2 separate regions of the Homo sapiens genome follow, and region 1 is linked to region 2. Evidence: chromatin loops called from intact Hi-C (ENCODE). Cell type or tissue: heart right ventricle. All regions are shown on one strand. Each heading gives the region's core, and the rest is flanking DNA. Links, peaks and the distances in the headings are about the cores only.

What was found. A loop is a pair of places that touch in the nucleus more often than their neighbours do. Peaks named below come from ENCODE experiments on the same cell type or tissue, not always from the same donor. Only the 100,000 strongest peaks of a DNase experiment are listed, where the experiment ranks them.
Region 1: it touches region 2 in a loop (4-fold over the local background); 26 of 110 quality-filtered maps call a loop at or near these places.

Annotation. Positions count from the first base shown.
Region 1 is chr2:9,562,709-9,568,082 of GRCh38, forward strand. It overlaps LOC101929643 (a long non-coding RNA gene), which reads left to right and starts at 2,374. Exons shown (of 3, transcript XR_922777.3): 1 at 2,374-3,002. In heart right ventricle, for the core only: no CTCF peak of the experiment used is centred there; a DNase peak (open chromatin) is centred at 2,893; H3K4me3 peaks cover 817 bases; H3K27ac peaks cover 1,590 bases.
Region 2 is chr2:9,758,923-9,764,296 of GRCh38, forward strand. LOC100996549 (a long non-coding RNA gene) reads right to left here. Exons shown (of 3, transcript XR_241267.4): 3 at 1-377. Among named protein-coding and RNA genes, the nearest start is that of TAF1B, 82 kb to the right of the region's middle. RefSeq lists an enhancer at 4,738-5,032. In heart right ventricle, for the core only: no CTCF peak of the experiment used is centred there; a DNase peak (open chromatin) is centred at 2,829; H3K27ac peaks cover 4,735 bases.

The DNA of each region.
Region 1 (5,374 bases), core at 103-5,102, 200 kb before region 2:
CAAAAATCAGCCAGGCGTGGCAGCATGTGCCTGTAATCCAAGCTACTTGGGAGGCTGAGGCAGGAGAATCACTTGAACCTGGAAGGCAGAGGTCGCAGTGAGCTGAGACACTGCTACTACACTTAAAAAAAAAAAAACAAAAACTCTGCAGAAGCAATAGTTAATATACTTAGTGGTGTTAAAGGAAACTGTCCAGCTCAATCCCTCACTCTCTCTCCTTTGAACTAGTCCCTATCATTCCCATAATACCTGAAGTGACTTTCTTACCTCTGCTTCCTCTCCACCAGTACCTCTACCTGTCTTCCATAACACCAGCTAAATGTCTCCTATCCATGGGCTTTTTCTTGGTTCTTTTATAGCCCGTCCTTCATTTTATCTTGCATTGTTGCTTCTTGATGGTATTTTGGTATTTTCTACCAAAGCACAAGTTCGTAAAGGTGAGGACCCTACTACCTTCCATATCAAATAAGTGTTCTGCCTAAGGCAGTTAACAGTTATTTATGAAACAAATATCATTATCTGACATACAGCCAGATACCTCACAATTTCCCTCATCTAAATAAATTAGACAATTTAATGCTTATAGCGGCAGAATTGTGTCTCCCCTGCCCAAGAAAATAAGTTCAAGTCCTAACCCCTGGTATTATGAATGTGATCTTATTTGGAAACAGGGTCTTTGCAGATGTAATCAAGTTAAGATGAGGTCATACTGGATTAGGCTGGGCCCTAAATCCAATGACTGATGTCCCTGTAAGAAGAGAAGTGACACAGAGACACACAGAGAGAGCACCGTGAGATGATGGATGCAGAGATTAGAGTTATACACCTACAAACTGAACACCAAAGAGCGCCACGACACCAGAAGCCAGGAAGAGGCAAGGAAAAGACTCTTCCCCTGGGCCTTCAGAGGGAGCATGGCCCTGCAGACACCCTGATTTTGGACTTCTGGCCTCTAGAACGGAGAGAATAAATTTCTCTTGGTTTTTATTTTATTTATTTTTATTTTTTATTTTTTGGTTTGTTTGTTTTGTTTTTTTGAGACAGGTTCTCTCGCTCTGTCACCCAGGCTGGAGTGCAGTGGCGCCATCTCGGCTCACTGCAGCCTCGATTTCCTGGGCTCCAGCAATACCCCCACCTCAGCCTCCTGAGTAGCAGGGACTACAGGCACATGCCAGCCACCACGCCTGGGTAGTTTTTTTAGTTTTGGTAGAGACAAGGTTTCCCATGTTGCCCAGGCTAGTCTCAAGCTCCTGAGCTTAAGCAATCTACCCCACTGCGGCCTCCCAAAGTGCTAGGATTACAGGTGGAGCCACCGCACCTGGCCATTTATCTTATTTTAAGCTATCCAGTTTGTGACAACTTATCACAGCAGCGCTAAGAAAATATTACAATGCTTATGGAACACAGCCTAAGGTTACCTCCCCTTCTGCCCTTCTGCCTTTTCTCCTGAAATTCCTCTTGCCTGGAATATCCTTGCTCTATGTATCCAGCTATGAAAAACCTAAGCATCCTTCACTGGCATCTGAACGTTCTACTCACTGGCATCTGAACATTCTGATTTGTAGATTGCAGGTCTGCACCATTTTTTAGTAGTCTTAGTCTTTTAAAGATCCCATTTATTTTGTCACAGTTCTGGAGGCCAGAGTCCAAAATCAAGCTGTCAATTATGCAAATATTTGGTCCTTCAAAGCCATTCTTACATAGGGTGATGGAGTCAGGTAACCAGCAGAGAGCAGGGAGACTGTAAAATTACATCTTTTTCTATTCCTGGCTACTTCTGAGTTCTGATAGTAAATCTCTTGTGATTTAATCATTATTCTTTTTTGTTTTTGAGACAGGGTCTAGCTCTGTCACCCAGGCTGGAGTGCAGTGGTGTGAACATGGCTCACTGCAGCCTCGACCTCCCGAGCTCAGTGATCCTCCCACCTCAGCCTCCTGAGTAGCTGTAACCACAGGCACGTGCTACCAGGCCCAGCTAATTTTTTTTTTTTTGAGATGGAGTCTCGCCCTGTTGCCCAGGCTGGAGTGCAGTGGCGTGATCTCAGCTCACTGCAGCCTCTGCCTCCCAGGTTCACCCCATTCTCCTGCCTCAGCCTCCTGAGTAGCTGGGATTACAGGCGCACCACCACATCCAGCTAATTTTTGTGTGTGTATATATATATATATTTTTTTTTAGTAGAGATGGGGTTTCACCATGTTGGCCAAGTTGGTCTCAAACTCCCGACCTCAGGTGATCCACCCACCTCAGCCTCCCAAAGTGCTGGGATTACAGGCGTGAGCCACTGCACCCAGCCAATTTTTTAATTTTTTTATAGAGATAGGGTCTTGCCTTGTTGCCCAGGTTGTTCTCAAACTCCTGGGCTCAAGCAATCCTCCCGCCTTGGCCTCCTAAAGTGCTGGGATCACAGGCATGAGCCACTGTGCCTGGCCTGATTTAATTCTTCTTCTTCACCTGATCCAGTTTTCTCCATGAAGACTTGAGACCAAGTCACAGTAGGTTTGGACCCAAATGTATGCTGCTCCTCTCTCCCCATGTTCTTTGCTTCTGTTCTTAGCCTGGGGTAAAGTCCTCCTTGTCCTGGGCCAGACATACTGTCAAGAGAAAGCTTGGTATTGGACTGACTCCATTTAAAGAACCTTATTTTATGAATCTGTCCCAGGAAAATATAGTAACTCGTTAACAGTTTTGAATGATTTGTTCTTTGCTTTTTGGCAAATTTCAGTTTATCCTTGCTAGAGGGAAAACAATAAAATCCACAAGTAATTCCCAATTTTCAACCTAGCCCAGCAATTTAACCTCCTCACTCACTTTGCCAAGGCTACTAATAAGTAGCTGTGTGCCTGGCCTGCTTTCCTTCTCTCCTCTCCCTGGTCCTGCCCATTGGCAGGGAGCCTCTTGTGAGTCATAAGATGACCAAGAGATCACACGGCGAGAGACTGAAAGAAAAGCAGCAAAGCCCTGGGTAATCAAGGCCCTAAACGGAAAGTGTCAGGATCTTGGGGTAAGTGGCTTTTATATCTTTGAAACTGCTCAGTAATTTTCCAGAGAGATGTTGGTTGGAACCCAGTGGAGTTGTGCCCCGCCCATAGTTAATGCTCAATAAGTTTATTAAGTCAAGAAACAAATTTAGGCTTGGCGAGTCCTGCCTGATGACAGGTAAACCCATCCTTATACAAGAATGGATCATTTACCCACCTCGCTTAGGAAAAAGAGGAGGTTATCAGGTTGTTAAGAAACGGGGCCAGGTCCAGGGCCAGGGCCGGGCACGGTGGCTCACACCTATAATCCCAGTACTCTGGGAGGCCAAGGTGGGTGTATCACTTGAGGTCAGAAGTTCAAGACCAACCTGGCTAACAAGGTGAAACTGTCTGTACTAAAAATACAAAAATTGGCTGGGCACAGTGGCTCACGCCTGTAATCTCAACACTTTGGGAGGCCGAGGCAGGCAGATCACCTGAGGTTGGGAGTTCGAGACCAGCCTAACATGGAGAAACCCTGTCTCTACTAAAAATACAAAATGAGCAGGGCGTGATGCCACATGCCTATAATCTCAGCTACTCAGGAGGCTGAGGCAGGAGAATCACATGAACCCGGGAAGCAGAGGTTGCAGTGAGCTGAGATGGCGCCATTGTACTCCAGCCTGGGCAACAAGAGCAAAACCCCTTCTCAAAAAAAAAAAAAAAAATTAACTGGATGTGGTGTCATGTGCCTGTAACCCCAGCTGCTCGGGAGGCTGAGGCAGGAGAATCGCTTGAACCCGGGAGGCAAAAGTTGCAGTGAACCAAGATTGCACCACTGCACTCCAGCCTGGACAACAGACAGACCAAGACTCCGTCTCAAAAAAAAAAAGAAAGAAAAAAAAAGAATCTGGGCTGGACACAGTGGCTCATGACTATAATCCCAGTACTTTGAGAGGCCGAGGCAGGAGGGTCACTTAACCCCAGGAGTTCAAGACCAGACATAGTGAGACCCTGTCTCTACAAAAAATAAAAAAATTTTTGTAGATTTTTTATCTACAAAAATCTGGGCGTGGTGGTGGATGCCTGTGGTCACAGCTACTCAGGAGGCTGAGGCAGGAGGATCACTTGAGCCTGAGAGGTCGAGGCTGCAGTGAGCTGAGATCGTGCCACTGCACTCCATCCTGGGTGACAGAATGCAACCCTATCTCAAAAAAAAAAAAAAAAAAAAGAACCTGCTAACCTGCTACTCTAGACCCCCTGCCTTGAGGACGGTGGCATTCACATTGCAGCTATTGTGAAAAATGTCCCCAGAGTTTACAGGCTACAAGCTAACAGTGGCACTCCGACTGGGAGCCCAGAGGGCAGGCTCTAGGATCCTGATCAATGAGATCTGCTTATGAAAACATCTTAAAACCTGGACTACAGAAAAAAGCACTCTTGCTTCCATACTGTTCAGATTATGTATGCAAAACGAGTAAGAACTGCCCAGCCAGTGTGCCTCTCTGCTTAATATAGAGCTTAGAAGTCCTCTAATTCTGTTTTGTTTTGTTTTCTGAGACAGGGTCTCACTTTGTTGCCCAGGCTGGAATGCAGTGGTATGAACATGGTTTACTGCAGCCTCGACCTCCTGCGCTCAAGCGATCCTCCCACCTCAGCCCACAGAGTAGCAGGGACTACAGGCACATGCCACCATGAGGTTTTGCCATGTTGCGCAGACTGGTCTTGAACTCCTGGGCTCAAGCAGTCCTCTGGCCTCAGCCTCCCAAAGTGCTGGGATTACAGGTGTGAGTCAGAAGTTCCCTAATTCTGATATGTGTGGTCACTACGCAGTTCTGTGCTTTGCTTCCAAAGGACTGATCACCTTGAAGAACCAGAATATAAAGAGGTTACGTTGGGGGAACATTACCATTTATTTATTGGCTTACTCTGAAAGACAAGTAAGTTAGTGCAGAATCACAACGTTGGCTCATTATTGGTATCATGGGCAGCCTGCAATGTTTGCTCATCATATCTATCTAGTTATATATTGATTATTTACATTCTGCTTTGTTCAATAAATAATTTGAAAGCATACATCCATTAAAAACTTCAGGGCCGGGCGCGGTAGCTCACACCTGTAATCCCAGCACTTTGGGAGGCCGAGGTGGGCAGATCACGAGGTCAGGAGATCAAGACCATCCTGGCTAACACAGTGAAACCCTGTCTCTACTAAAAATACAAAAAAATTAGCCAGGCGTGGTAGCAGGCACTTGCAGTCCCAGTTACTCGGGGAGGCTGAGGCAGGAGAATGGCGTGAACCCAGGAGGCGGAGCTTGCAGTGAGCTGAGATCGCACCACTGCACCCCAGCCTGGGCAACAGAGCGAAACTGTGTCTCAAAAAATAAAAATAAAAAATAAAAACTTCAGTTAGGCT
Region 2 (5,374 bases), core at 263-5,262:
GTGCTTTTTCCTGTGGTCTCATAACTCTGCTTGGCTATGACAACAGTGACCTTTGTATGATCAACTTTCACAGTGGCCACAGGAGAAGCCAGATTTGAGCCCATGCCCATGCCTTCTGGCTGGCTTTCTCTCCCTTGCTCCTGGCAGGGCAATGCAGGGTGAGTGACAGAAGTGGACTCAGCTACAGGCAACATTGAGTGATCTAGGTTCCAAGTATGGCACTTTATCCGTTGTCTTATCAACATAAAGATACAGCGCTTTGAAATTTTGTCAAATTCAGGTTTGAGCAGCCTGATGCAGAAATTCCTGGGTCAGGGACTCCAGGGCGGGGATTTGGAGGGGTGAGCTGGCTGCAAAGTCTCTGGTCAATGTGGGTTCTGGAAAAGAAAGAAAGAAGGAAGGGAGTCTCCTCACTTCACCTCTCTGGTCTCTCCAACAGTGTCCACCGTTCTGAGCCCTCAGCTGCCTGTAGCTCTTTACAGAACAGACCCCACCCTGCTTTGTATCCAACTTTGTATCCAGCATCTCAGATGTTGCCACAAGGGGCAAAACCAGGGGTTGGGTGACTCCCTAGCCAGAACTCCAAGGCTACACATAGCTATTTAGACAAAAGAAGTGTGCTTATTTATTTGCTTTAGGATGCAATTTCATGAGTGACATTTAGCATTTGTTGAGCCCCTATGTTTACAAAGTGCTTCCACCCACATGGTCTCATTGGACCACCTGTGAGGGAGCACAATGTGACCTCCACCTTAAGGACTGAGTGTGGGAGTTGACCAGGAGCCCAGGACTGTCCAACTCCTATTCTAGGGGGTTCTTTACATCCACAGAGGTTTTGAAACCCAGGAGCATGCCTTCCGGAGCACTTAAATTGCATTTGATGTTTAATGACTCTTATTTACTTATCACAAATACAATTTTTAGTGATACGAGAGCCAAGTCACAAAGACTAGATTAAACATTACTCTCTTCTGTTGCATTGGCTTCTCTACATCATGGTAACAGGTTGTCAGGTTCAACTGCAGCATTGCTGTTAGAGGCAAAGGTAGGCAGGAAGCTCATTCTTGCAATCCCTAGAACTTTAGTAAAAACTCAAAGATATCTATTTTTCTAACCAGATACTATTAGCTTTATTTTGCATCCATTCATTTACTGAAGCCTACATGTGTTTCAGTAACTATGCTAAAAGATTCTGTTTGTCCCTATTTAAGGGCACTCTTAGTTCAGTGGGAGTTGGTGGCAGTGGCAGATATGTACAGTTACAAGGTGATGCAATGACAGTGACAGGCAGAGGGAGGTCTGGGAGCACAGAGGGGAGGCACCTAATCCAGCCTGGTTATATCAGGGAGGGCTTCTTGGAGGAGGTGACATCTGAGTTTCTCAAAGGAGAAGGTAGCCAAGGGAAGGAAAAGAAGATGCAGGAAGTAGAGAGAGGCTGTTGAAGGAACTGGGGCACGGGAGCATTGGGTACTCAAACAAGGAGTGGTTTGCGGAGACGGACCTTAGGGAACACAGTGGATGTGGGAAAAGCTCAGCCCAGCCCTCTGTCATGGGTTTTGTATGCTGAGCCACTGGGAGACTTAAAAAAAGAAGACCTTTTATAAAGAGCAGTTTTAGGTTTACAGCAAAATTGAGCAGAAGGTACAGAGAGTTCCCATAGAGCCCCTGCCCCCACCAGAGTTGTACATTTGTTACAATAATAAGCTTGCATTGACACATCATGTTCATCCCACTGGAAGATTCTGAGCAGGGAAAACATTTTCACATTACCTTTTACAAAGTCTTCTTCCTGGCACTGAGTCACAGTCGTTTTTAAACAATTAATGGTGTAGGTTGCTACTTAGCATTTCCCCAGAGCAAATGTTTCTATGATCTCCAAAAGACAGAGGATATGATGTCTTCTTGCCCCACCCTGTAGATCTGTAAACCTAGAACAATGGCTGGTCATAGCAGATGCTTAGAAAGTAGAGGAGGGTAGAGGCGGGAGGAAAGCAGGGGTAGAAAGAAGGACTAGAGGAGGGTAGAGGCGGGAGGAAAGCAGGGGTAGAAAGAGGGAGTAGAGGAGGGTAGAGGCGGGAGGAAAGCAGGGGTAGAGAGAGGGAGGGAGAAAGATAGCCACAAGGTCTCTTGTGTATTTCAGAAACATCATTCTGGCAGCAAACAGAGGAAAGATGGCAGAGGGTGTGGCTTGTGGTCAGGGACAGTTAGGAGACTACTGTCATGCTCCAGGTGCAAAGCGCAAGTGGTCTGAGTAGGTGGCCGCGGTGGAGAGAAGGGGACATCGAAAAGGTGGGATCTACCCCACCAGGTGCCTGAGGGTGTGAGTGCAGTAGAAAACCACTGGGAAGTTTTCAAGGCCCAGGCCCAGCTCTCAGTCTTCTCTGAACCATCGAACTAGAGGGAGAGTTTGTAAGGACTCCAAAGGGAAAGAGAACACGGGAGGGAAGGAGGGTTGGGGAGGGTCAGGTAGGATGCTTAAGGTGGATTGAGTTTGAAATATACAAGCTAAGAAAAATGTCAGATGGTTCTTGTTTATTGTCTAAAGAGTAGAGGGGAGAAAAACAGAAAACAGACGTTTATGTTGTTGAGTGTTAGACAAAAGGCCCCACGTCCCCTGCTTCTGAGTGAGAATGACGATGTGCTGTAGGATGACAGGGCCCTTTGGAGGTTCTGTCTGCAAGATAATCTGTTTGCAGATGAGCTCCAGGCACGGGGAAGGTGCGTGGTGTCAGTGTGGCTTGCTGAACTCACAGCAAGCCATTTCAGGGATGCTGGGACGGAAGCCGCCCTCCCTTTCCTGCCTCTGCTTCCAAGTTCTTTCTCTGCAGCCCTGTCAACGCGCCGCCTTTGCTTCATAGCACATCTCCTAATGGGCTCTGGCGGTGCTGAGGCAGCCTTCATATTCCATTTGTTCCTTGGATAATAAGCTTAGCCTCGAAGCCAAAAGAGAAAGCCCTGATGACTATTAAATACACATGCACGGGGCTGACTGCTCCCCAAAACCCCCAGCTGGACATCGCACCAGCTCAGCAAGGCCATTTGCATCCAGGCAAATGGCCCTCAGTGACTAATAGAAATCCACCTCTATCTTGGCAAGGAAGGCCTTCAGCATGCAGCATTAATTTGGTTTGCACAGTGGGATGGAACACATCTTTAGTTCCTTTTAGGGAACTGACTTACGCTTTCTCCAAAGGGTGCTTCCTGGGGGCTCCCAGACATTGGAAGTGCTGGGTGTAACTCGTCTCAGGGGCTCCCTAGTCCCAAGCACAATCTGCCTTATTTTTTTTTTCCAGTTTTACCGCTCAGAGAGGATTGTGATGACGAGGTCACCTGGATCCTAATAACGCTTCAAGTCATCATTAGGGATTGATGCATTTGGCCTGGCATGGACAGCACCGCTGCAGCTCACAGCCAGAATGATTCTGTCTGGCTTCCCCCTCCACACCAGAAGTCTGGAAATGCAGCCTGTTCTTTTCCATTTGGAGTCCCGGGATCTGGGTTATTATTGCCAAAGGCAAAGGAATGAGTTTCTAGAATTATAACTTGGAGGAGCAATGCACCAGGGAGTAAACCTAGGAAGTTTCCAGAAAGCTAGAAGGTGATTATCTCCACAGTGTACTCTGAATGTGAAAACCCAACTAACAGAACATTCAGACGTAAGTGCAGGACTCCTCAGCCTGTCTCCACCAGGACTTTTAGTCAGTCTAGGAGGGCAAGAAAGATCACTTCAATTTTAGGATCTTACTGCACTCTTGGGGCAAAAATAAGCCTGTGGCCTTCGGGGGTCTCCAAGACACCTGCTCAATAAGGATGTTTAGTCTCAACCTCCAGAATGAACTAGGCTCAATTCAAATAAAATTGGTGAGGACCCACTAGTGCCGGGTGGGAGGTGACTAAGGTGGGTACAGGGGAAGGGATGTCCTCAGTCCTATGGTCATGGGCTTGCTGGCTGGGCCCTCACCCCAGAGAGCAGTCGCCCAGGGGCTGCAGCACCAGAAGGCCTTCCCCACTGTTAAAGCCTAAGGCCTTGTCCGGGAAGACTAAGGCCTGGAGGAAATCACCTGGCGAAGAACTGGGACTAAAGGGCTGTGCTTTGTGCCAGGATCAGGCATTTTCCAGGTTTTCTGAGCAGATCGTGTGGTACATGGGCAGGGCCAGCACATACGGTTGTGCATGTTGTCCACTGTGCAAGGACATCCAGCTGAAAGGTGAGCGAGGGCTAGATTCCAGCATGCCTGCCGCTCACCACACTGTGTGCCCATGGTGTTGCGTCTGTCCAGAAGGGGCATCCTTCTCTAAGTCACACAGACAGACCCTGTGGGCTCGCTAGGGCCCTGGACATGAGGAGAATGAAACACCCCAGGGAAGGGGTCAGCGAGATTTGGCTGAGCAGCACAGGGCTGCAGACAGGATGGAAAATACTCCCTTTACCACACTGGCTGCCTTGCCTTTGGTGCTTTGGAAGGGAATTGCAGGAATTAATAACCAAACTCACTCTATTCCATTCCTAGCACCTTGTACACATTCATGGCCATGTTAACTCTACCTATGCCTCCTCCTGGGCTTGCGTGCAGTTATTCCCAGCGAATCCCTGCAGGTGCTGTAAGAGACAGATCTCTGCACAGGCGGCTCGTCCTGCCAGCTGGAGTCAAGGTTATCTCATCCAGGCTGGCCAAAACCCATAAGCAGCCCTCTTTCAGAATTCTGCCTGCTGTGCTACCTAAATATAGTTCATGTTACCTGTCTTTTAAAAATATTTCTAGCCTCTCTTTTTTCCCCTGTATATTCATGATTTAATTTTGTATGCCACTTTTTTCCGTTGCTACATGCTAAGCATTTTCCATAGTGCCACGTCATTTCCACACTGCCCTGTGTCATTATGGCTGTATTATCGCCAGCTAAGCAGGGCTCTGTAGTCTGACTAATCATTATCAAATGGTTTACTTAGCAGACACATGTCCCCCTGGTAGGAAATGTTAAGTGAGGGGTAGAAGATCTCTCCTCAACTCTGTTCTATTCAACATTTTTGCTGATAGCCAAGATGAAGGTGTAGCATGCAGACCACTCAACAAATTGGCAAAAGACACAGAACTGGAAAGGGTAATACATTGTTTGGACAAAGTAATCAAGATTCAAGATTGCCCAGCAATGCTTCCCTGGAAGCTTCTTCTTACCTACCCCTGTCTGCATAGGGTTTTGTCAGAAAACATTTTAAATGGTCCACTTTCAAGGCATGATAAATCTAAGCACTGGCAGCCAGCCCGTGAATGTAACAAATGGCACAGCTCATGCACCTGGAAGGTCTTGATAAACAAACAGAATGTAGAAGAGGGGTCAGCCCATAAAAGGGAAGAAAGTTCTATTATTGGGAAAT